Regions from separate parts of the Homo sapiens genome. Here region 1 is linked to region 2. The links are chromatin loops, found by intact Hi-C in ENCODE. Cell type or tissue: endothelial cell of umbilical vein. All regions are shown on one strand. Links, peaks and the distances in the headings refer to the core of each region. The heading gives the core; the rest is flanking DNA.

The links. Peaks named below come from ENCODE experiments on the same cell type or tissue, not always from the same donor. Only the 100,000 strongest peaks of a DNase experiment are listed, where the experiment ranks them.
Region 1: it touches region 2 in a loop (8-fold over the local background); 2 of 110 quality-filtered maps call a loop at or near these places.

Annotation. Positions count from the first base shown.
Region 1 is chr3:47,436,779-47,448,478 of GRCh38, forward strand. SCAP (SREBF chaperone) reads right to left here. Exons shown (of 23, transcript NM_012235.4): 2 at 6,094-6,313. The coding sequence starts at 6,215. Among named protein-coding and RNA genes, the nearest start is that of SCAP, 33 kb to the right of the region's middle. In endothelial cell of umbilical vein, for the core only: no CTCF peak of the experiment used is centred there; no DNase peak of the experiment used is centred there.
Region 2 is chr3:47,388,523-47,400,222 of GRCh38, forward strand. It overlaps PTPN23 (protein tyrosine phosphatase non-receptor type 23), which reads left to right. Exons shown (of 25, transcript NM_015466.4): 2 at 7,621-7,695. Among named protein-coding and RNA genes, the nearest start is that of PTPN23-DT, 13 kb to the left of the region's middle. RefSeq lists a silencer at 10,010-10,191. In endothelial cell of umbilical vein, for the core only: no CTCF peak of the experiment used is centred there; a DNase peak (open chromatin) is centred at 5,779; H3K27ac peaks cover 1,378 bases.

The sequences.
Region 1 (11,700 bases), core at 2,048-10,047, 49 kb after region 2:
TCTGTGTAACTACTATCTAGATCAAGCTATAGAATATTTCCAGAGCCTCAGAAGGCAGCCTTGTGCCCACTCCCAGTCAACAGCATACCACTCCCCACCACCAAAGGTAACTGTTAGAATCTCTATCACCATAAATTAGTTTTACCTATTTTTGAATGTCATATAAATGAAACCATTCATTCTACTTATATACTCTTTTGTGACTGGCTGCTTTCACTCAAATTCTATCTGCTAGATTCTCCACACTGGCGCACATAGCAGATCATTGCTTTTTGGATACATACTAGTCCACTAATGAATAAAGTATAGTGCATTTGTGTATTCCACTGGTTGAGGAACATTTGGCTGTTTCTGGTTTGAGCTATTAAGAATAAAGTTGGGCCAGGCACAGTGGCTCACGCCTGTAATCCCAGCACTTTGGGAGGCTGAGGCAGGTGGATCACCTGAGATCGGGAGATCGAGACCAGCCTGACCAACAGGGAGAAACCCTGTCTCTACTAAAAATTCAAAATTAGCCGGGCGTGGTGGCGTATGCCTGTAATCCCAGCTACTCAGAAGGCTGAGGCAGGAAAATCACTTGAACCGGTGAGCTGAGATGGCGCCACTGCACTCTAGCCTGGGCAACAAGAGTGAAACTCAATCTCAAAAAAAAAAAAAAAAAAAAAAAGGAGAATAAAGTTGGCCAGGTGAGGTGGCTCATGCCTGTAATCCCAGCACTTTGGGAGGCCAAGGCAGAAGGATTTCTTGAGCCCAGGAGTTTGAGACCAGCCTGGGCAACATGGTGAAACGCCATCCCTAAAAAAAAAAAAATACAAAAGTTAGCCAGGCATGCTGGTGCACACCTGTAGTCCCAGCTCGGGAGGCTTAAGTGGGAGGATCGCTTGAGCCGGGAGGCTGAGGCTGCAATAAGCCATGATCATGCCACTGCATTCCAGCCTAGGTGACAGAGTGAGACCCCCGTCTCAAAAAAACAAAACATTTTGGGCTGGATAATTGTTTTTAATTAAAAAAAAGAAAAAAAAAGAATAAAACTATTATCCTTTATTGGTTTTTGGTGGCCTCATAAGCACTTATTTCTGTCGGGTATATTCCTAGGATGAAATGGCTGGGTATGGAGTTATATGCACATTGAGCTTAGTAGATGATACCAAACAGTTTTCCATAGCGGTTGTACAAATTTATGTTCCCACTATCACCAGTGTAATAGGAGTTCCAGTTTCTCCAAATCCTTGTCACCTCTTGATACTGTCAGTCCAATTAATGTTAACCATTTAGAGGAAGAGACAGTGGTATCTCAGCATGGTTTTAATGTACATTTTCCTGATAAGAAACAATTAAAAAAATTATTTCATTTACTTACTACTGGCCACTTGGATATAGCAACTTTTGTGAAACGCCTCTTCAAGTCTTTTGACAATACCATGTTTTGAATATTTTAAATACATTTATTATGTTAATTACAGAAAACAATTACACAATCTCCTTACCTTCACAAAAATCAATTTTTACTTTTCTCTGGCTTTTCCATCTTTACCTACACTCAAAAACCATTTATTAAGTATGTATTATATGCTGGGAACTGAGAATACAAAAGATAATACTACGGTCTGCCTCCAAGATGCTCTAAGTAGGAAGAGAGAAACGACTACAAGTGATCAGAATTCATTTAGGGCTGCTCTGCCTATGGAGCAGCCATTCTTTATTCCTTTACTTTTCTAATAAACTTGCTTTCACTTAAAAAAAAGTTAATTTAGGCTGGGCACGGTGGCTCACGCCTGTAATCCCAGCACTTTGGGAGGCCGAGGTGGGTGGGTCACGTGAGGTCAGGAGTTCAAGACCAGCCTGGCCAACATGGTGAAACCCCGTCTTTACTAAAAAAACAAAAATTGGCCGGACGCGGTGGCACACGCCTGTAATCCTAGCTACTCGGGCAGCTGAGGCAGGAGAATCGCTTGAACCCGGGAGGTGGAGGTTGCAGTGAGCCAAGATCATGCCATGCCAGTGCACTCTAGCCTGGGCAACAGAGGGAGACCCTGTCTCAAAAAAAAAAAAAAAATTTTAGGCTGTGGCTACAGCGTTTGCATAGTAATCACAGAGTATAGTCAGTTTTTGTTCTATGTTTAGACTATACATGTTTTTGGATTCTGCTTGTGCTTTCTGGCTGTGAAGGTAGAAGACTAGGAAGACAGTGAATAATAACAATGAAAAACTCATACATGATATTTAATATGTGCCAGGCACTATTCTAAGCACTTGATATGTACAGATACATCTTGACTTACGATGGGGTTATGTCCTGATAACGCTGTCGTAAATTGAAAATATCCTAAGTCAAAAATGCATGACTAGGCTGAGCAAGGTGGCTTATGCCTATAATCCCAGGACTTTGGGAGGCTGAAGTGGGCAGGTTACTTGAGGTCAGGAGTTTGACACCAGTCTGGCCAACATGGTGAAACCCCGTCTCTACTAAAAATACAAAAAATAGCCGGACGTGGTGGCTCACACCTGTAATCCCAGCTACTCGGGAGGCTGAGGCAAGAGAATCACTTGAACCTGGGAGGCAGAGGTTGCAGTAAGCCATGATTGTGCCATTGCACTCCAGCCTGGGCGACAGAGTGAGACCCCGTCTCAAAATCAAAAACAACACAATGTGATTCCAATTTCCTCTCCAAATTAAAATCCACCTCTCACCATGAGCAGCAGCTTGTTGAATCAAATGTCTCAATGATTCACATCACTCTCTGACCTGCACATAGGGCAGTCCAACTAACATGGCATCTGGGTGCTCTTTTTATCCCATGGCGCACCCACTGCTTACCAGGGCAGGTTCAGATTAACAGTACCCTCTGTCTTGCTGGGCTGCTGCTGGGACATATCCTGGGCCCAGTGGTCTAACCTCCAAGAGTTATAAACAGACACCTCTTGCCATAATGCCTATTTGCTACACATTTCATCAGATTTTCCCAGAGGAAAGAACAGTCACTGCACCCAGGGGCCAGGCAGGAAGAACAGCTAACTCTAGCTCACCTGCAAGGCTCAGCACTGGGTTCATTTGAAGTAGTGTCCTTGGCTCTCAGTCACTGAAACCTGCAGCCTCAACAGCAGCTCAGAGAAGAAAGTCACACATCCTCAGTGCTGTTTGGGGTGAGCCTGATGCATATACAGATGCCCTCTCTCACTCCCTGGATTCTTCTGCCTGATGGAGACAGGCACATTCCCAAGCTGTCATTGATCACCATCCCCCCAGTACTGCTCTGTACTTTCCCTGGGGTGACCCAGTGGTGGTGAGCCAGTGGTGTGCAAAAAGTATTTCTGCAGCTCAGGTGGCTGTTAGATCTGAATAGGGAAATTAAGTGCAGCAGTCCTTTGGGTTTGGCTGTACAAGTCTTTCATCCCAGGAACAATAAAAGGTAAGCAATTAAATGGAAACTGAATGTCTAGCAAAACTACTAGAAGCAGTCTATATCCATACTTTATTTTCTGCAGGCAATCCCAGGCTCTGGAAGAAGGGGGCACTGCTCTGCTGCTCTGGACAGAAAAGCTTCAGTGGGTTGAAGACAATGGTGAGGCTTGTGTCCCTGGGTCCATGATCTCTGGTTTTCTGGCCAAGTCCCAGAATCTATGGATTCTCTTATACAACCTTTTATTAGTCTTTGGAGGCTGAGAGACTTCACCCAGCCTTGGAAAAATTTTCTCAAGTCAATCAGGTTTTAAGAAAAAAACAAAATTAAAAAAAAAACTTTAAGATCACATGACAAAGATACTCATTTGGGAAAATAAGTACACAGCACTAAGAATGTGACAGTACAAGGCCAGGTTTGGTGGCTCACACCTGTAATCCCGACACTTTGGGAAGCCAAGGCGAGGGGATCACGAGCTCAGGAGTTTGAGACCAGCCTGGGCAACATGGCGAAACCCCAGCTCTACTAAAAATACAAAAAATTAGTGGTGCACGCCTATAGTCCCAACTACTCAGAGGGCTGAGGTAGGAGAATCACTTGAGCCCATGAAGTCGAGACTGCAATTAGCAGTGATTGCACCACTGCACTCCAGCCTGAGCAACGGAAGCGAGACCCTGTCTCAAGGAAGAAAAAAAAGAATGGGATAATACAGAAGGGTCTTTCCTCCTCTTTTTTTTTTTTGAGATGGAGTCTCACTCTTTCGCCAGGCTAGAGTGCAGTGGCGCGATCTCAGCTCACTGCAATCTCCGTCTCCCGGGTTCAAGTGATTCTCCTGCCTCAGCCTCCCGAGTGGCGGGGACTACAGGTGCAGGCCACCACACCTAGCTAATTTTTGCATTTTTAGTAGAGACGAGGTTTCACCATGTTGGCCAGGATGGTCTCGATCGCCTGACCTCGTGATCTGCCCGCCTCGGCCTCCCAAAGTGCTGGGATTACAGCCGTGAGCCACCACGCCCGGCCAGGTCTTTCCTCTTAAAAGAAAAACAGGGTGACTACAAAAGAGGAAACCATAGTACCATCAGAGAGTAAAACCAAAGGAGGGCAACATAATGAGACCCCATCTCTACAAAAGACGAAAAACAGCCAAGTGTGGTGGCGCACACCTGTGGTTGTGGCTTCTTAGGAGGCTGAGATGGGAGGGTCGCTTGAGCCTAGGAGGTTGAGGCTGAGGTGAGCTGTGATTGTGCCACTACATTCCAGCCTGGCTGACAGAGTGAGACCATGTCTCAAAAAACTTATTTTAAAGAAGAAAAAAGAAAGGTCAATTAACTTAAAGGAAAAAAAAACCCAAGAGCTGAGTTCTTAGAGCACTCCAAATTCATCACTTATGGGACACAGCTATAAGTATTTTATCTTGTACAACACAATTTAGCAGTTTAAACACCAATACAAACATACTGAGCCAGAGTGAAACCAGGTGACAGTAACACAGGTGCAGGCGGGCACCAGAGTCCCTATGGCTTGGATTTGAATTTGAACCCCAGTTTCCCTAATTATTAGTTATGTGGACCAGACAAATCTCTAAGTCCCTACCCCTCTTTGTTAAATGGAAACATAACTGGACCACTTCCTAATGTTATACCTGAAGCATCAACACAGCACCCAGCAAGAAACTCTCAGTGATGTTCATCTTTCTTTTTTTTTTTTTTTTTTTTTTTTGGTCTTGCTATGTTGCCCAGGCTGATCCTGAACTCCTGGCCTCAAGTGATTCTCTCACCTCAGCCTCCCAGTGTTGGAATTACAGGTATGAGCACTGCACCTGGCCAAAGTTCATCTTTCTTACTGATAATCAGGGAAGAGCTTGAGATCATTAGCAACTGAACTGAACAGGGAGTTCCCTCCTGACTTCTCATCCTCCCTTCAGCATAGCACTGAAAACATCTATAAATGTTTTAGACAATGAATCTGAAGAACAGAATTCTTTCCAGAGAAAAGAATAAGATGGGCTCTTTTCACAGCTGTCAGCATTTTAGAGTTAAAAGGGTCATCAGATGTCATCTCATATCAAACTCCTCCTTTACGACGTCATTGTCAGCCATAGCCTTCAGGCTTCTATGAGGCCTTGAGAAAGACAGACAGGAACAAGGGCAGCTACAGCTCTCACAACTGTCCTTGGCAAGTGCAGCTGGCCACAAGAATCAACAAGAAGTCTGAAGCAAGCTCCATGTGAACACAAGAAAATGACTAGAGAGCAAAGAAGCAAGTCTCTGAGGTTAGCCTGCCACAGGTTGTCCAAGATACTGTTCTAATGGACTTTGCCTCGCAACACACAAAAAAGGCTCTTGCACTTAACCAGGTACTAAAACGAAACCACTACTATTGAGAAAGAAAACTGAAGTATCATATCTTTCAATTATTTCAGTGTCTTAGAAGTATCTAAACATTATTTTGAGATAGAGTACCAGTGATATGAATAAATCTGGTGAATCAGTAGGTCAGGGCCAGCCAGGACTATTTTATTATATTAGCTAACCAGGCCAGGACTAGAGTTCTCCACTCACAGTTATAAGGAGCCCAAGCTCCCATTGTGTAAAAAGCATACAGAGGCCAAGGGCTCCATAGTGGTTAGGGTTAGAAAACCTACTGTCCTAAGACACTGGCCCACCATATCCAAGGCAACCCAAAAACATACCAGCAGGCTAAGATGCAGAACCCTGTGAAGAGGATGATGGGGATGGGATAGGATGCACAGAGGAGCCCATGGTTGTAGAAGGCCCGAGATATCTTCTCACGCAGCCTTTCAGTCAGGGTCATCCTCAGCCGAAGTCACCTTGCTGCCATCCCGGAAAGTGACCATGGATCACCCTGGCACACACTTGACAGCACTGACAAAGAACAACATGTGCAGGTACCTGGTAAGAAGGGAGAAAAGCCAGTTAACAAAGAGTACTTGGCTCTGCACACTAGGGCTGCTGGAGGGAGGCGATAGTTATGTGGCTGGGGAATGGTTTCAGAATGCCTATATGCAAGGTCTAGTGACCTCAATCCCAAAATACACACACACACACACACACACACACACACACACACACACACACTCTCTCTCTCTCTCTCTCTCTCTCTCTCTCTCTCCCTCCCCGCCCAACTCCCTCCCTCCTATATTAGGCAATGCTAAAAGGCCACTCCCCAAAGGGCATTTTTCTCATGTGTGGCACACGAAACCATGCCTGTGTAACAGACGTCACCTTCAGCTGCTCTCTGTCAAACAGGCATTCTTCCCCCCCCTCCTCTATGCACAAATCCCACTGAGAAAAGTCCTTTACATAGGGATACAGAGAAACCCTTTACATAGGGATGGCCTCCTCAAAACACACTGTTGTACAAATAGTGATTCACTCGTGAAGAAGGTCTAGCGAGGTCAGCCCTCAACATAAAAACGCTAAAAAGCTTAGGTCTCTGACATAATGGTCACCAAGCAAAATTCACTCTGGTAGAACTCTCTGCTCTTGGTCCTATAGTTGTTCCTGGGAGTGCAAAGGCAGAGAGCAGCTCCTGTTCCTGCCTGCCCAGTACCCGTCCCCTTCCATAAGTTAACAGCAGCCTGGTATGGCTCAGGGGAACCACCTCGCTCCACAGGATTTAACCTGGATTAACTATGAGTCAAGGTGCCCCGTGCCGACCCAAGCTACACAAATTGGGCCTCTCTCCCTGGACTTTGACTTCTAAACACAAACAAACAGGAACTTGGATATTCATGATGTTTATTCATCCCACAGAGGTTCCTGCTCCCAAGATCCCCAGGCTGTTCTGGCTCCCATCCTTTCTGAGGACTGGCTCATCAACTTTTTTTTCCGTTTTGTAAGCTATTCTATACCCTTCTAATAAATTATCTTTTTGCTTATGTTGGCCAAAGTTAATTTCTGGTGCTTTCAAACAAATAACATTAAACCAATAAAATCAGAATAGAAAACTCTAGGAGGCCCAGGGATCTAGAATTATCTTCCCTACTGAGCCCTCTGATGGAATCCAAGTTTAAACCTACTTCTCTTGTTCCATGTTGCTGTTTTCTTCGGTCTGTGCTAGAGGGAACCTGCCCAGACACATTTCTTGGCTTGACTGTACTCACTGATGAAAACCCAGACTCAAAGATGACTCCTCATAAGTGTCAAGATCAGAAACAAGAAGCAAAAGGAGTCACACCACAGCCAACTCAAAAGCCAAAAGGAATGCCTATTGCTCGTTCTACCTTTCCGAAAGCAGAAGCGTTAAGCGCACATGCAAGTTTCCAATCCAGGAACCCTTTATTTTTTTTGACATAGAATCTCACTCTATCGACCAGGCTGGAGTGCAGTGGGCACTCTCTTGGCTCACTGCAACCTCTGCCTCCCAGGTTCAAGTGATTCTCCCACCTAGTTTTCCAAGTAGCTGGGATTACAGGTGTGCACCACCATGCCCTGCTAATTTTTGTATTTTTTTGTAGAGACAGGTTCTCATTATGTTTTCCAGGCTGGTCTCAAACTCCTGGGCTCAAATGATCCAGCTGCCTCAGCCTCTCAAAGTGCTGGGATTACAGGCACGAACCACCACACCCGGCCAGTACTTCATTACTTTTTTTTTTTTGAGATGGGGTTGCCCAGGCTGGAGTGCAGTGGCACAATCTTGGCTCAATGAAATCTCTGTCTCCTGGGTTTAAGCTATTCTCCTGACTCAGCCTCCCAAGTAGCTGGGATTACAGGTGCCCGCCACCACACCTGGCTAATTTTTGTATTTTTGATAGAGACCAAGTTTCACCATGTTGGCCAGGCTGGTCTCAAACTCCTGACCTCAAGTGATCCGCCAGCCTCAGCCTCCCAAAGTGCTGGGATTACAGGCATGAGGCACCGAGCCCAGCCACTTCATTACTTTTTATGGCTGAATATTTCATCAAATGGGTATGCCACATTTTGTTTGTCCATTCATCAGTTGATAAACATTTGGGCAGTTTCTATGTTTTGCCTATTGTGAATAGTGCTGTGATGAACATTCTAACATTCCTGTATTTGTTTGAATACCTGTTTTCAATTCTTTTTTTTTTTTTTTTTTTTGAGATAAAGTTTTGCTCTTGTTGCCCAGGCTGGAGTGCTGTGGCACAATCTCCACTCAATGCAACCTCTGCCTCCCAGATTCAAGCGATTCTCTTGCCTCAGCTTCCTGAGTAGCTGGGATTACAAGTGCCCGCCACTACGCCCAGCTATTTTTTCGTATTTTTAGTAGAAATGGGATTTCATCATGTTGGCCAGGCTGCTCTCGAACTCCTAACCAGGTGATCCACCGCCTCGGCCTCCCAAAGTGCTGGGATTACAGGCATGAGCCACCACGCCAGGCCACATTATTCTTGTTTACTTGGTCTCGAACTCCAACTTTTTTTTTTGAAACGGAATCTTGCTTTGTCGCCCAGGCTGGAGTGCAGCAGCGCGATCTCAGCTCACTGTAAACTCCGCCTTCCGGTGGTTCAAACAATTCGTGCCTCAGCCTCCCTTGTAGCTGGGAGCACAGGTGCACACCACCACACTTGGCTAATTTTTGTATTTTTAGTAGAGATGGGGTTTCACCATGTTGGCCAGACTGGTCTAGAACTCCTGACCTTAGATGATTTGCCAGCCTGGCCTCCCAAAGTGCTGGGATTACAGGTGTGAGCCACCACACCCTGTCTCAATTTTTTTTTTTTTTTTTTTTGAGACAGAGTCTTGCTCTGTCACCAGGCTGGAGTGCGGTGGTGCGATCTCAGCTCACTGCAACCTCCACCTCCTGGGTTCAAGCAATTAACCTGTCTCAGCCTCCTGAGTAGCTGGAATTACAGATGCGCGCCACCACGCCCAGCTAATTTTTGCATTCTTAGAAGAGATGGGGTTTCACCATCTTGGCCAGGATGGTCTCAATCTCTTGACCTCGTGATCTGACCGCCTCAGCCTCCCAAAGTGCTGAGATTACAGGCATGGCCACTGCACCTGGCCAACCTTTTTTTTTTTTTTTGAGATGGAGTCTCGCTCTGTCGCCCAGGCTGGAGTGCAGTGGCACAGTCTCAGCTTACTGCAACCTCCACCTCCTGGGTTCAAGTGATTCTCCTGCCTCAGCCTACCAAGTAGCTGGGACTACAGGCACTCACCACCACACCCGGCTAATTTTTTATTTTTAGTAGAGACGAAGTTTCACTATGTTGGCCAGGCTTGTCTTGAACTACTGACCTCATGATCTGCCCTCCTTCGCCTCCCAAAGGGCTGGGATTACAGGCGTGAGCCACCGTGCCTGGCCCCCCTCAATTCTTATGTTTACTTTTTTTGTTGTTGTTGTTCTTCAGTTGGGGTTTTTGTATTTTTTTTCTTTTTGTTTTCTTTTGAGTATATTCATTCTTAGGAGTGGAATTGCTTGGTCATAAGGTAATTTTCCCCAATGTCTTCTCCTAAAAATTTGTAGTTTCACATTTGTTTAAGTCTGTAATCCAGCTGGGTGCAGTGACTCATGCCTGTAATCCCAACACTTTGGGAGGCTGAGGTGGGAAATCACTTGAAACCAGGAGTTTGAGACCAGCCTGGACACTGTGAGACCGTGTCTTTACAAAAAAAAAAACATTAACAATTAGCAGGGCAGGGTGGCACATGCCTGTAGTCCTAGCTACTTGGGAGGCTGAAGTGGGAGGATCACTTGAGCCAAAGAGTTTGAGGCTGCAATGAGCTATGACCACACCATTGCACTCTAGCCTGGGCAACAGAGCGAGACTGTGTCAAAAAATAAAAATAAAAATCTGTGATCCATTTGAGTTAATTTTTAGATAAGGTGTGAGATATAAATTCCTTTTTTTCCCCTTTGGTCTAAAGATAGCCAATTGTTCCAGCACCATTTGGTGAAAAGACTATCCTTCCTCCATTGAATTGCTTGGCATCTTTGTCAAAAAGCAGTTGTCTGGACCAGGCACAGTGGCTCACGCCTATAGTCCCAGCACTTTGGGAGACCGAGGTGGGCGGATCGCTTGAGGCCAGGAGTGTGAGACCTGGCTAACACAGTGAAGCCCCTTCTCTACTAAAAACAGAAAAAATTAGCTGGGTGTGGTGGCACACACTTGTAATCCCAGCTACTTGGTACGCTGAGAATCACCTGAACCCAGAAAGCAGAGGTTGAGCAAGCCAAGATCACGCCACTGCACTCCAGCCTAGGTGACAGACTGTGACTCCGTCTCAAAAAAGGAGAAAAAGGCCAGGCGCGGTGGCTCACGCCTGTAATCCTAGAACTTGGTGAGGCAAAGGTGGGCGGATTACAAGGTCAGAAGTTCAAGACCAGCCTAGCCAATATGGTGAAACCTCTTCTCTACTAAAAATACCAAAATTGGCTGGGTGTGGTGGCGAGTGCCTGTAATACCAGCTACTTGGGAGGCGGAGACAGGAGAATTGCTTAAACCCGGGAGGCGGAGGCCACAGTGAGCCAAAGACTGTGCCATTGCACTCCAGCCTGGGCAATACAGCGAGACTCTGACTCAAAAAAAAAAAGAAAAGAAAAGAAAAAAGAAAAAAAGGCCAGGTGTGGTGGTTCATGCCTGTAATCCCAGCACTTTGGGAGGCCAGGGCAGGCAGATCTCCTGAGGTCAGGAGTTCAAGACCAGCCTGGCCAACACAGTGAAACCCCGTCTCTATGAAAAATACAAAATAGCCGGGCATGGTGGCGTGTGCCTGTAATCCCAGCTATTCTGGAGGCTGAGGCAGGAGAATCGCTTGAACCCAGGAGGCAGAGGTTGCAGTAAGCTGAGATAGTGCCACTGCACTCCAGCCTGGGCAAGAGGGAGACTCCGTCTCAAAAAAAAAAAAAAAAAAAAAAAAAAAAAAACTTGATAGAATTTTGATAGAAACTGCATTAAACCTGTTTATCAAATTTGCAAAGAACTGGCATGTTGAGTCTTCCAATCCATGAACATGGTATATTTTTCCATCTACTTAGATCTTTGATTTCTTTCATCAGCATTGTATAGTTTTCAGCATACATGACTGTACATGTTTTGTTAGATTTATACCTACCATTTCACTTTTTAGCAACTATGTTTTCAATTTTGATTTTCACATGTTCATTGCTAGTACATTGATTTTTTTATGTTAATCTTTTATCCTGCAACTGTCCTGAAATCACTTATTAGTGCCAGAGTCTTTCTGCATGTGTGTGTGTGTGTGGATTCTTTGGAAATTTCTACGTAGACTTATCATGTTATCTGTGAACAGAAACATATTTATTCCTTTCCATAATTTCTTCAAATTTTTTTCTGCACCACTCTTTCTCC
Region 2 (11,700 bases), core at 1,603-9,602:
CACATCAGGGTAAATGGAGTATCCATTACCACAAGCATTTATCCTTTCTTTGTGTTACAGACAATCCAATTATACTTTTATTTTTAAATGTAATAAATTATTGCTGACTATAGTTACCCTGTTTTGCTGTCACTACTAGATCTTTTTTTTTTTTTTTTTTGAGACAGAGTTTCGCCTTGTCACGCAGGCTAGAGTACAGTGGCACAATCTCGGCTCACCACAACCTCCGCCTCCCGTGTTCAAGCGTTTCTACTGCCTCAGCCTCCCGAGTAGCTGGGATTACAGGCACCTGCCATCATGTCCAGCTAATTTTTGTCTTTTTAGTAGAGTCTGGGTTTTGCCATGTTGGACAGGGTGGTCTCGAACTCCTGACCTCAGATGATCCACCCGCCTTGGCCTCCCAAAGTGCTGCGATTGCAGGTGTGAGCCACCACGCCCAGCCTCAAATACTAGATTGTATTCATTCTATCTAACTATATTTTTGTACTCATTAACCATTCCCACTCCACTCCCCCACCCCACTCCCACTACCCTTCCCAGCCTCTGGTATTCATCATTCTACTGTCGGTTTCCATGAATTCAGTGGTTTTAATTTTTAGCTCCCACAAAAAAGTGAGAACATGCAGAGTTTGTCGTTCTAATGCTTGTTAAGTTCTTAGTACAGGTCTTGGCCTATTGTAAACAATATTTTCACCTGAGCATCTTCCTTCCCTGTTTGGGAAATAACTCGAATCCTTATGACAGCTCTGAGCTAGACGTAGCAAGTGATATTAACCCCATTTTACACATGAAAAAAGCCAAGCCTAGGCTGGGCATGGTGACTCATGCCTGTAATCCCAGCGCTTTGGGATGCCGAGGTGGGAGGATAGCTGGAGGCCAGGAGTTCGAGACCAGCCTGGGCACCATAGCAAGACCCCTGTCTCTACAAAATAAAAATAAAAATTAGCTGGGGCCAGGCATGGTAGCTCACGCCTGTAATCCCAGCACTTTGGGAGGCCAAGGCGGGTGGATCACGAAGTCAAGGGTTCGGGACCAGGGCCTGGCGCAGTGGCTCACGCCTGTAATCCCCGCACTTTGGGAGGCCGAGGCGGGTGGATCACGAGATCAGGAGATCAAGACCATCCTGGCTAACACGGTGAATCCCCGTCTCCACTAAAAATACAAACAATTAGCCAGGCGTGGTGGCGGGTGCCTGTAGTCCCAGCTGCTCAGGAGGCTGAGGCAGGAGAATGGCGTGAACCCGGGGGGGTGGAGCTTGCAGTGAGCTGAGATGGCACCACTGCACTCCAGCCTGGGTAACAGAGCGAGACTCCGTCTCAAAAAAAAAAAAAAAAAAAAAAAGGAGTTCGAGATCAGCCTAGCCAACATGGCAAAACCCCATCTCTACTAAAAATACAAAAATTAGCTGGGTATGGCTGCATGCACCTGTAGTCCCAGCTACTTGGGAGGCTTAGGCAGGAGAATTGCTTGAACCCAGGAGGTGGAGGTTGCAGTAAGCCGAGATGGCGCCATTGCACTCCAGCCTGGGTAACAGAGCGAGACTCCGTCTCAAAAAAAAAAAAAAAAAAAAATAGCTGGGCATGGTGGCACACAGCTGTAGTCCTAGCCACACAAGAGGCTGAGGTGGGAGGATCACTTGGAGTTTGAAGCTTCATTGAGCTATGATAGTACCACTGCACTCCAGCCTGCCTGACAGAGCAAGACAATTTAAAAAAACAAAAAACAAAAACCAAGCCCAGATTTCACAGCAACTCAGGGGCACTGTTTCCCACTTGTAATCTGGTAACTCCTTTCTTTTCTTTTTCCCCTCGGTGGCTGTGATCCCTGGACGTGCCCTCACTGAGAGCTCTCCACGGGTCTTCTTTTATTCCTTCAGAAAAGGATCCCCAGCTACTTCAAAGCCTGGCTGTTTTTGGAGGTTCTCTGGTCTTCTTCCTGTTAGTTGTGTAGGTACTGGGGTCCTGTCAGGGCCTCTGGTTCTTTCTCCTCGTCTGCTGCTGGGCCTGCCTTCTCAGCCTCCATTGGAGCTTCATACTTCCCGCTAGACTGTTCCGAGTTCTGCAGAGTCCCAGACCATAGCGAAATGGGGACAAGGTCTCTGTCCCTTACTCCAGGAACTTCACCCAGCCTCTTTCTTCTTTTTTAGTGGAGGAGTGATCAGCAGTCACAGAGGATTTTGTTAGGGTTTTAAAAACATCCTTTTGCTTCTAACAGGCTGCAAATAATAATAATAACATAAATATCCTGGCTGCTCCACTGACTCACTGTGTGGCCAGGGATTCATTTTCTGTGCCTGTTTTTCAGAGTTGTTTGTAAGAACCATATTTTTAAAAAATAGAAATGCTCTGGGAGGCTGATGTGGGTCAACTGCTTGAGCCCAGGAGTTTAAGACCAGACTGGGCAACATAGTGAGACTCCCATCTCTATAAAATAAAAAAAAGTTTGGGCGTGATGGCTCATGTCTGTAATCCCAACACTTTGGGAGTCTGAGGCAGAAGGATTGCTTGAGGCTAGAAGTTCCAGACCAGCCTGGGCAATATAGCAAGACACTACCTCTACAGAAAATTAGCTGAGTATGGTGGTATGTGCCTGTAGTTCCGGCTTCTTGGAAGGCTGAGGCAGGAGAATTACTTGGACCCAGGAGTTTGAGACTGCAGTGAGCTATGGTTGCAGTACCACTGTAACTCCAGCCTGGGCAACAGAACAAGACCTTGTCTCGAAAATAAAATAAAACAATAAAAAATAAACTAAAAACAATTTAAATAGAAATGGAATGGTCTAATATGGAAAGAACATGGGCTCTGGAGCCCAAATGCCTGGGTTTCAGTCATATCCCCATCAGTTATTAGCACCGTGACCTTGGTGAATACCCTAACTCTTTGCCTCAGTTTCCTCATTTCCTCATCTGTAAAGTGGTGATGATAATAGTGTCTACCTCTTAGGGTTGTTCTAAGGATGGAGTGATTACTAGGCACTCAGCACAGTGCCTGACCTGTGGTAGGTTCTCAGTTAAGCATCTGCTGCTGATCTTATAGGAGGACGGAGATGAGATTCAGATAGAATGTGACCTCTAGGCATGATTTGCTAGGGGTGGGAGCAGCATCTTTCTGTCACCATTGTGTGAACAGCAGGGTCAGATGTTCCTAGTGATATCACGGGAAGCCTTGTTTCTAGGATGTAGGAGTCTCCTGTCCATCTGATTCCTTTGGCCTCTATCCCACGAGACCTCTGAGCTACACTTTTACTCATTTTCTCTAACCTAAGGGTGGGCAAAACCTCTTACTGCAAGGGAGTTAACCACAGAACATTCTCTCATATAGTCAAGTTTTACCTCATAGCTTAGGCCACATTTTAAAAAATATTTTAGTTAATTAATTATTTTTGAGATAGTGTCACACTCTCACCCAGGCTGGAGTGCAGTGGCACAATCATGGTTCACTGCAACCTTGAACTCCTGGTGTCAAGCAGTCCTCTCACCTCAACCTCCCAACTGGCCAAGAGTATAGGCGCACACCACCACACGTGGCTAATTCTTGTGCTTTTTGTAGAAATGGGGTTTTGCCATGTTGCCCAGGCTTGTCTTGAACTCCTGGGCTCAAACGATCGGCCCACCTTGGCCTCCCAAACTGCTGGGATTACAGGCATGAGCCACTGTGCCTGGCCTATTTTTATTTTTTAATACAGACAGGGTCTCACTCTGACACCCCAGCTGAAGTAAGGTGGTGCCATCATAGCTCACTGCAGCTTCAAACTCCTGAGCTTAAGCAGTCCTGCCTCAGCCTCCCAACTAGCTGAGACCACAGGCATGCACCACCACTCCTGGCTAATTTTTAAATTTTTTTTCGTAGAGATGGGGGTCTCGCCATATTGCCCAGGCTGGTCTGGAACTCCTAGCCTCAAGTGATCCTCTCACCCCAGCCTACCAAAGTGCTGGGATTATAGTCATGAGCCATCATGCCCAACCCAAGGCCACTTTTTGTAGTTGTGTTTTTGTTGTTGTTGTTGTCATAATTATTTTTGAGGGAGGGAGTGGAGAGGGGGTGGAGTTGGATAGATCAGAGTGAAGATTGTTAAATGCCTGTCAGCTCCCTAAAGTTCTTGGTAAATCCTTATGTTTGTGCATAGTTGAAAATTTCTAGGGGGATTTAATTCATGGCTTTTATCATATTCTCAAAGGACCCACAAAAGGCTAAATAAAAACCACTGATAGGGGAAAGTGGTATTCAGGTACCATTTAGCTCTTCAGCAACTCTTAAGACATTTGTTTTCCAAATTTCAAACATATAGAAAAATTGGAAGAATAATTCAGTGCTCACCCAAATTCTCACTATCTAGTATTTTTGTTTTGTTTTGTTTTTAGAGATGGGATTTACTCTTTGTTGCCCAGGCTGGACTTGAACTGCTAGGCTCAAGTGATCCTCCTGCCTCAGCCTCTGGAGTAGCTGAGACTACAGATGTGCGCTGCACCTGGCTGATTCATTTTTAAATTTTTGTAGAGATGGGATTTATTGTTATGTTGCCCAGTCTGGCCTTGAACTCTTGGGGTCAAGTGATCCTCTGGCCTCGGCCTCCCAAAGTGCTGGAAGTACAGGTGTGAACCACTGCACCCAGTGTGTTACCTAGTTTTGTTTGTTTGTTTTGTTTTTTTAAGATGGAGTCTTGCTGTGTGGCCAAGGCTGGAGTGCAGTGTTGTAATCTCAGCTCACTGCAACCTCCCCCTCCTGAGTTCAAGCGATTCTCCTGTCTCAGCCTCCTGAGAAGTTGGGATTACAGGTGCCCACCACCATGCCTGGCTAATTTTTGTGTTTTTAGTAGAGATGGGGTTTCACCATGTTGGTCAGGCTGGTCTCGAACTCCTGACCTCAAGTGATCCACCTGCCTTGGCCTCCCAAAGTGTTGGGATTACAGGCATAAGCCACTGTGCCCGGCTACCTAGTTTTGATGGATGTATTTCACCTTATTTGTTTTCTCTCCAGATAGATAGATAGATAGAGAGAGATCCCACAAGCCCTTTGAAAGTAAGTTTTGGACATCACTTTTCCCGGACACATCTCAGCATGTGTTTCCTAAGAGTGAGGACATTCTACACAATCACAATGTTATTATCATACCTAAGAAAATCTACAATAATTTTCCCCTATCTTTTATGACTTTTCCTTTTTTTTGCAGACTCAGATCCAGCTGGGGTTCTCATATTGCATTTAGTTGTGTTCTGTCCCTTTAATCACTTATTTATTTGTTTATTTATTATTATTATTATTATTTTTGGAAACAGACTGGAGTGTGCACACAGCTCACCACAGCCTCAACCTCCCAGGCTGATTCTCCCACCTCTCCCTCTTGAGTAGCTGGGACTACAGGCGTGGGCTACCATACCCAGCTAATTTTTTTTTTTTTTTTTAATTTGTAGAGATAGGGTCTCATGTTGCCCAGGCTGCTCTGGAACTCCTGGGCTCAACAGTCCTCTGACCTCAGCCACCCAAAGTGCTGGGATTACAGACTTGAGCCACCATATCCAACCTGTTTAATCATTTTTAATCTAGAATAGTCCACTGCTCAACCCCCTCCTTTTACATGACATTAATTTTTTGAAGAGAGTGGGTTCATTGTTGCCCCATTTTCTGAATTTTTCTGAGTGTTTCCTTTTCGTGTTCATCTGTCCTCTGCATTTCCTGTAAAAGCAATCATTTGCTGAGTATACAACACATCTGATAAGGCCCCTACCATTCCTTAATGCTTATTGTTTGAGGCTGGGGTCACTGGCATGACCCTGCCGTCGGCACACAGTATGTTGGAGGCATGTTTGGAATGTGAGCGGAAGAGCAGCTAATGTTCAAGGCAGTGACATTTCGGCTGAGTCTTAGTAGAGAAAGTAGGGACAATGTAGATAGGCATTGATACCTGAGAGCAGCAATTCCCAAGTACTATTGGCTGGTTGTCCCTGGGAGGTGCCAGAGGAAAATCCTTGAAGGTTGTGGGGAGCAGGTTGTTTATTTTTGTAGAGACGGGTCTTGCTCTTTTGCCCAGGCTGATCTCTAATTCCTGACCTGAAGTGATCCTCCCACCTTGGCCACCCAAAGTGTTGGGATTACACGCTTGAGCCACCTCACCCGGCCAGGAACAGGTTGTGCAGGGTCATAAACTCTGTGCCAAAATTAGATTTGGTCCTAGAGGCTTTGGGAAGCTACTGCACACATTCTTTTTAGATTATATATCATTTCCTATCATCTCACTGTCCTGAGATAAGCATGTTTTGGTCTATCTTCTCCCTAAGGGTGTGTGTGTGTTTCAGAAGGATTTAAAGCTGGAAGTGACCTCAGAGTTGTGCTAGAAATAACAATTCTGGCCACTTGGTAAGGGACGGATTTGAAGGGGTGGGTTGTCCAGGACAGAGGTGGCATGGGGAGAGAGAAAAGAGCTTATGGACACAGGGACTTTCAGGAGCTGAAACCAACAGAAGAACCAGGGTTAGACTCAGAGGTTTGGGAAAGGGTTGCTTGATGCTGTAATTAGCTCAGCTGTCGCCTCCCTGCCATCTGTTCCTCTTCTCCCTTTGCTCACCAGGCAGACAGAAGCTGTCACCCAGGCTTCCCGGTTCCCATGTGGCTGATTCCTTAGCTATGCATCCTGGGTCCTGGGAAGGGACCTCAGGAAAGATGGGTGGGCCACACACATGGTGTGAGTGAGTGTGCTCCCAGACAGAGCAGGCTGCCTCATCTCAGCCTTTCTCAGCCACCTCTCTCTACCTTGCAAACCTTGGTCATGGCCTTAAGGAGCCCTGTGAGGTGGGTATCAGTGCTCATAGTGTTTGTGGCGTGAGTGGATCTGGCCTCCCAGATTGCTAGCCAAGACACCAGCAGCAAGTACTGCAACAGGGACAGTTGCAGTTGCCTTAGTCTGGTGATCTGAGTTGAACAGGGGGCCCTTTGGGCTAAGCCTGTGCCTCCAGGTGGGTGTGTATGCTCACTGTCCAAGACAGTCTGCTCTGGAGGTGGTGAGTGCCACTGTGGACAGGCACTCCAGTGCTCTCTCTGATGTGGGTAGTGACCTCCCCTTCTCACCTTCTCCCACCTGGGCCATTCTCCTCACACAGCTGCAAGTCTTTCCTCACAGATGAGGACACTGCAGATCACATGTTTCTATGCTGTCCTTTCCCAGGCCAGGAGAATGGGTTGGTGAGAGAGGCTTTCTGTTCCCACTCTTGTTTGGTGCCTCTTGCCTGCAGTTGCTATCAGCTTAGGGTTATGGTAGTCACCCCACAACGCAGCAGGGCCCAATCTTCTAGGGAGGCTTGAGTTCGTGACCCTTTCTGGAATCCTTATTAGGACCCCATTTCAGTCCGCTGAGTTCCTTGGCTTCCTGAGCTGGCAGACTCCTGGACTTTGTAGAGAGACTGCAGCGTTAGGAGGACCTGCCAGAGTGTTGGTGCAGGGTCACGGCTCTCGTGGTCAGCATTTTGGTGCTGCCTGTTCAGGAGGCGAAGTTCCTGGTGGTCCAGGAGACACGCTTATGGTTGTAGGTCTGCACTTAATCCTGAGTCCTGGTTGGTGCTTGCCCAGGACTCAGAGGGCAAGGCGGGGGTCTTCTCTGCCACTGGCTTATGTTCTTCTCTCTCTGTAGTTTGTCCTGAAGAATTATGGAGAGAACCCAGAAGCCTACAATGAAGAACTGAAGAAGCTGGAGTTGCTCAGACAGGTAGGAGGATAGTATTATCTTTTTATGCATGGGTAGACAGGATTGGTTTGATAGGGAGATAAAGAAACTGCCTAGGCTGGGCATGGTGGCTCAACGCCTATAATCCCACCACTTTGGGAGGCCGAGGTGGGCAGATCATTTGAGGTCAGGAGTTTGAGACCAGCCTGGCCAACATGGTGAAACCCCATCTCTACTAAAAATACAAAAATTAGGCAGGTGTGGTGTCATGTGCCTGTAGTTCCGGCTACTCAGGAGTCTGAAGCAGGATAATTGCTTCAACCCAGGAGGTGGAGGTTGCAGTGAGCTGAGATCATGCCACTGCACTCCAGCCTGGGTGATAGAGCGAGACTCCATCTCAAAAACAACAAAAAAGAAACCACCTGGCCCTTTCTAGCTTTTGATGTAAAGTGAAAGACAGCTGGATGTGTGACTCATGCCTATGATCCCAGCACTTTGGGAGGCCAAGGCAGGAGGATTGGTTCCTCCTGGAGTTCAGGCCCAGGAGTTTGAGACCAGCCTCAACATAGTGAGGCCCTGTCTCTATAGAAAACAAAAAAAATTAGCCAGGCATGATGGTGCACAGCTATGTCCCCAGCTACGCAGGAGTCTGAGGAGGGAAGATCACTTGAGCCCAGGAGGTTGGGACTGCAGTGAGCCAACCATGTTCATACCACTGTACTCCAGCCTGAGTGACAAAGTGAGACCCTGACTGTTTAGAAAACAAAACAAAAGTGAAAGATGTGTGACTCTTCCTTTCACTTAAACACTTAAGAGGCCATTGTAGGTTATTAATTGGCCTAATTTCAATATTATTGTGTCTCAGGGAATAGGGAGCCTGAGGAGAGGGAGAGAGGCAGGAAAAGGCCAGCCAGTGAAGCAGTGAGAACACACGGAACATTTATAAGTCTGCCGTCTTCTATGGGTGCAATTCATGGCACCAAAAACAATTATAATAGTAACATCAAAGATCACTGATCACTGATCACCATAACAGATATATAATAAAAAAGTTTGAAATATTGTGAGAATTACTAAAATGTGACACAGAGTCATGAAATGAGCACATGCTGCTGGAAAAATGGTGCCGACAGGCCTGTGTGATGCAGAATTGTCACAAACCTTCAGTCTGTAAAAAACACAGCACCTGTGAAGTGCAATAAAATGAGGTATGCTGTATTTTTTTCCTGATTATTGTATGTACTATTGGATAACAACATGTTTTCCCTTATGTTTTTGTTAGAAGGGTAAGAGTCTGCACTGGCATGGCTGAACTTGAGTACCAGTAATGTAGATACATGCCATAGAAATCAGTAGCTGTTAGTGTTTTCTTGTCTATCATGGACCACATACCAATCCTTGCAATAACCCAGCAGTACTAGCAACTATTGCCAGTATACTACCCATCAGTAAATTTTTGGATACATTTTCATTTAGTCTACTGAGTGAAGATATTTTCTTTTTTCTTTTTCTGAGACCTAGTCTTACTCTGTCACCCAGGCTGGAGTGCAATGGCGCGATCTCAGCTCACTGCAACCTCTACCTCCCAGGTTCAAGTGATTCTCCTGTCTCAGCCTCCTAAGTAGCTGGGACTACAGGCGCCCACCACCACGCCCGGCTAATTTTTTGTATTTTTAGTAGAGACAGGATTTCAACATGTTGGCCAGGCTGGTCTCGACCTCCTGACCTCAGGTAATCCACCTGTCTCGGCTTCCCAAATTGCTGGGATTACAGGTGTGAGCCACCGCGCCCCGCCTGGTGAAGATATTTTCTATGTCAGTTATTCAAAATTAGTACAAGGCCAGGTGCAGTGGCTCACGCCTGTAATGCTATCACTTTGGGAGGCTGAGGCAGGTGGATCACTTGAAATCAGGAGTTCGAGACCAGCCTGGCCAACATGGCGAAACCCCCTCTCTACGAAAAATACAAAAATTAGTCGGGCATGGTAGCAGCGCATGCCTGTAATCCCAGCTACTAGGGAGGCTAAGGCAGGAAAATTACTTGAACCCAGGAGGTGGAGGTTGCAGTGAGCCAAGATCGCACCCCTGCATCCAGCCTGGGCAACAGAGTGAGACTGTCTCAAAAAAGAAAAGCTAGAAATTATTACACTTAGTAAGGAAGGCACGTGAAAAACTGAGATAGGCCAAAAGCTAGGCCTCTTGCACCAGATCACCAAGTTAGGAATGCAAAGAAAAAATTCTTGAAGGAAATTAAAAAAGAATCGAATGATGTCATATCTCTGGATATCAGATTCTCCCCCTTCCCCGGGATTTGCTGGGTTTTTTTGTGTGTTTTTGATTGTTGTAGGCTACCCCTGTGCCAAGAATCAGCCTGAAATGTAAACTTAAAGTTTTTTTTTTTTTTTTCCCGAGACAGGGTTTCGCTCTGTCGTCCAGGCAGGAGTGCAGTGGCACAATCACGGCTCACTGCAGCCTCCATCTCCCCAGTTCAAACCATCCTCCCACTGCAGCCCCCAAGTAGCTGGGACTACAAGTGCACACCACCGCATCCAGCCAATTTTTAAATTTTTTGTAGAGATGGGGTTCCCCTGTGTTGCCCAGGCTGGTCTCAAACTCCTGGGCTCAAGTGATCTTCTGGCCCCAGCCTCCCAAAGTGTTGGGATTAAAGGCATGAGCCGCAGCACCCGGCCTTGTAAACTTAAGGTCTTCACAGGTCTTTTCTGAGCCTGTACCATTCCCTGCACATGTGCAGACTTTCTCATTTGCCCTATATATGTGGTTGCTTTTGAACATCTTACTCTTTAGTGTCTGCCTCCCAAAGGAGGAAAAAGAGAAAAATGAAGAAGGGAAAAGATGCCAGGCCTTTAGATCCCTTGGAAGTTCCTTCAGCTAGAGGTGAAGAAGCTTACAGCCGTGGAGGGAGGTGCAATAGTGGAGGAGCTGCCTCTTTCTCTGTACCTCTGTGATCAGAAGCAGCAATCAGCAAGATCTCCTGTATTTGGAGGACAGAGTCCTTTTTGTCCATGCTGGCTCCCACAAGCTGCTCCTGGAACTGGTGCTGGGGGTGGGGGATGGGTGGCTGCTACTATGGTAGGGGCTGAAATTGACCAAAATTAATGGCAGTGAGCTGTACTGTCAAAGCCTTTGCCTAGAAGTTGCAAGCCTTTAATAGACTCCAGAGTTAAGTCAGATTCTGCCAGTGCAGCTTGTCTTGGTGGGGAGACCAAGCTTCTTCTTATGCTGTCTTCTCAGAACCCTCCTCATAAGTTGAATCTTTAAAAAGGGTTTATTTGAACAAAGTTTGAAAACTAGTGAGATAATCTTAGCCCCTGGGGCAACCGTCATTTTGCACACACAGGCACACACTACACACAAGGACGCAACACACCCTAGAAGGAGCATTACCACCAATCTCCAAAGCATCCTCTGAGACATATCCTCCAAAGCATAAGGCAGGCAACCTGCACAGAGCAATGGGCTGGGTAGAGCAGCCCCTGAGAGAGCTGTGAGCCAGCAGCCTTCAGACCTGTGCTTTTCCAGTGCGAAAAAAGCTCACACATGGCCATCTGGGGTAGCCACTTCCCCTTCCTGGGACTTGGTTTAATTTATCCCAGCAATGTGGGAGTTGGACTAGATCACTGTTTTTTTTGTTTTTGTTTTTAAAGACAGAGTCTCACTCTGTCACCCAGGCTGGGGTGCAGTCTATCTTGGCTCATTGCAACGTCTGCCTCCTGGATTCAAGCGATCCTCCTACCTCAGCCTCCTGAGTACCTGGGACAAGTATGCACCACCATGCCTGGCTAATTTTTGTATTTTTTGTAGACATGGAGTCTCGTATATTCCCCAGGCTGGTCTTAAACTACTGGCCTCAAGCAATCCTCTGCCTCAGCCTCCGAAAATGCTGGGATTACAGGCGTGAGTCACCACGCCTAGTCTAGATCACTGTTCCTTATACTTGTGAAACCCCAGAACAAATTTTCTTACATAGGACGTTGATAATAATCTTTCAGTGAAAAAGTTATTGGAAGCTTTAGGCAGTCCTCTTTCC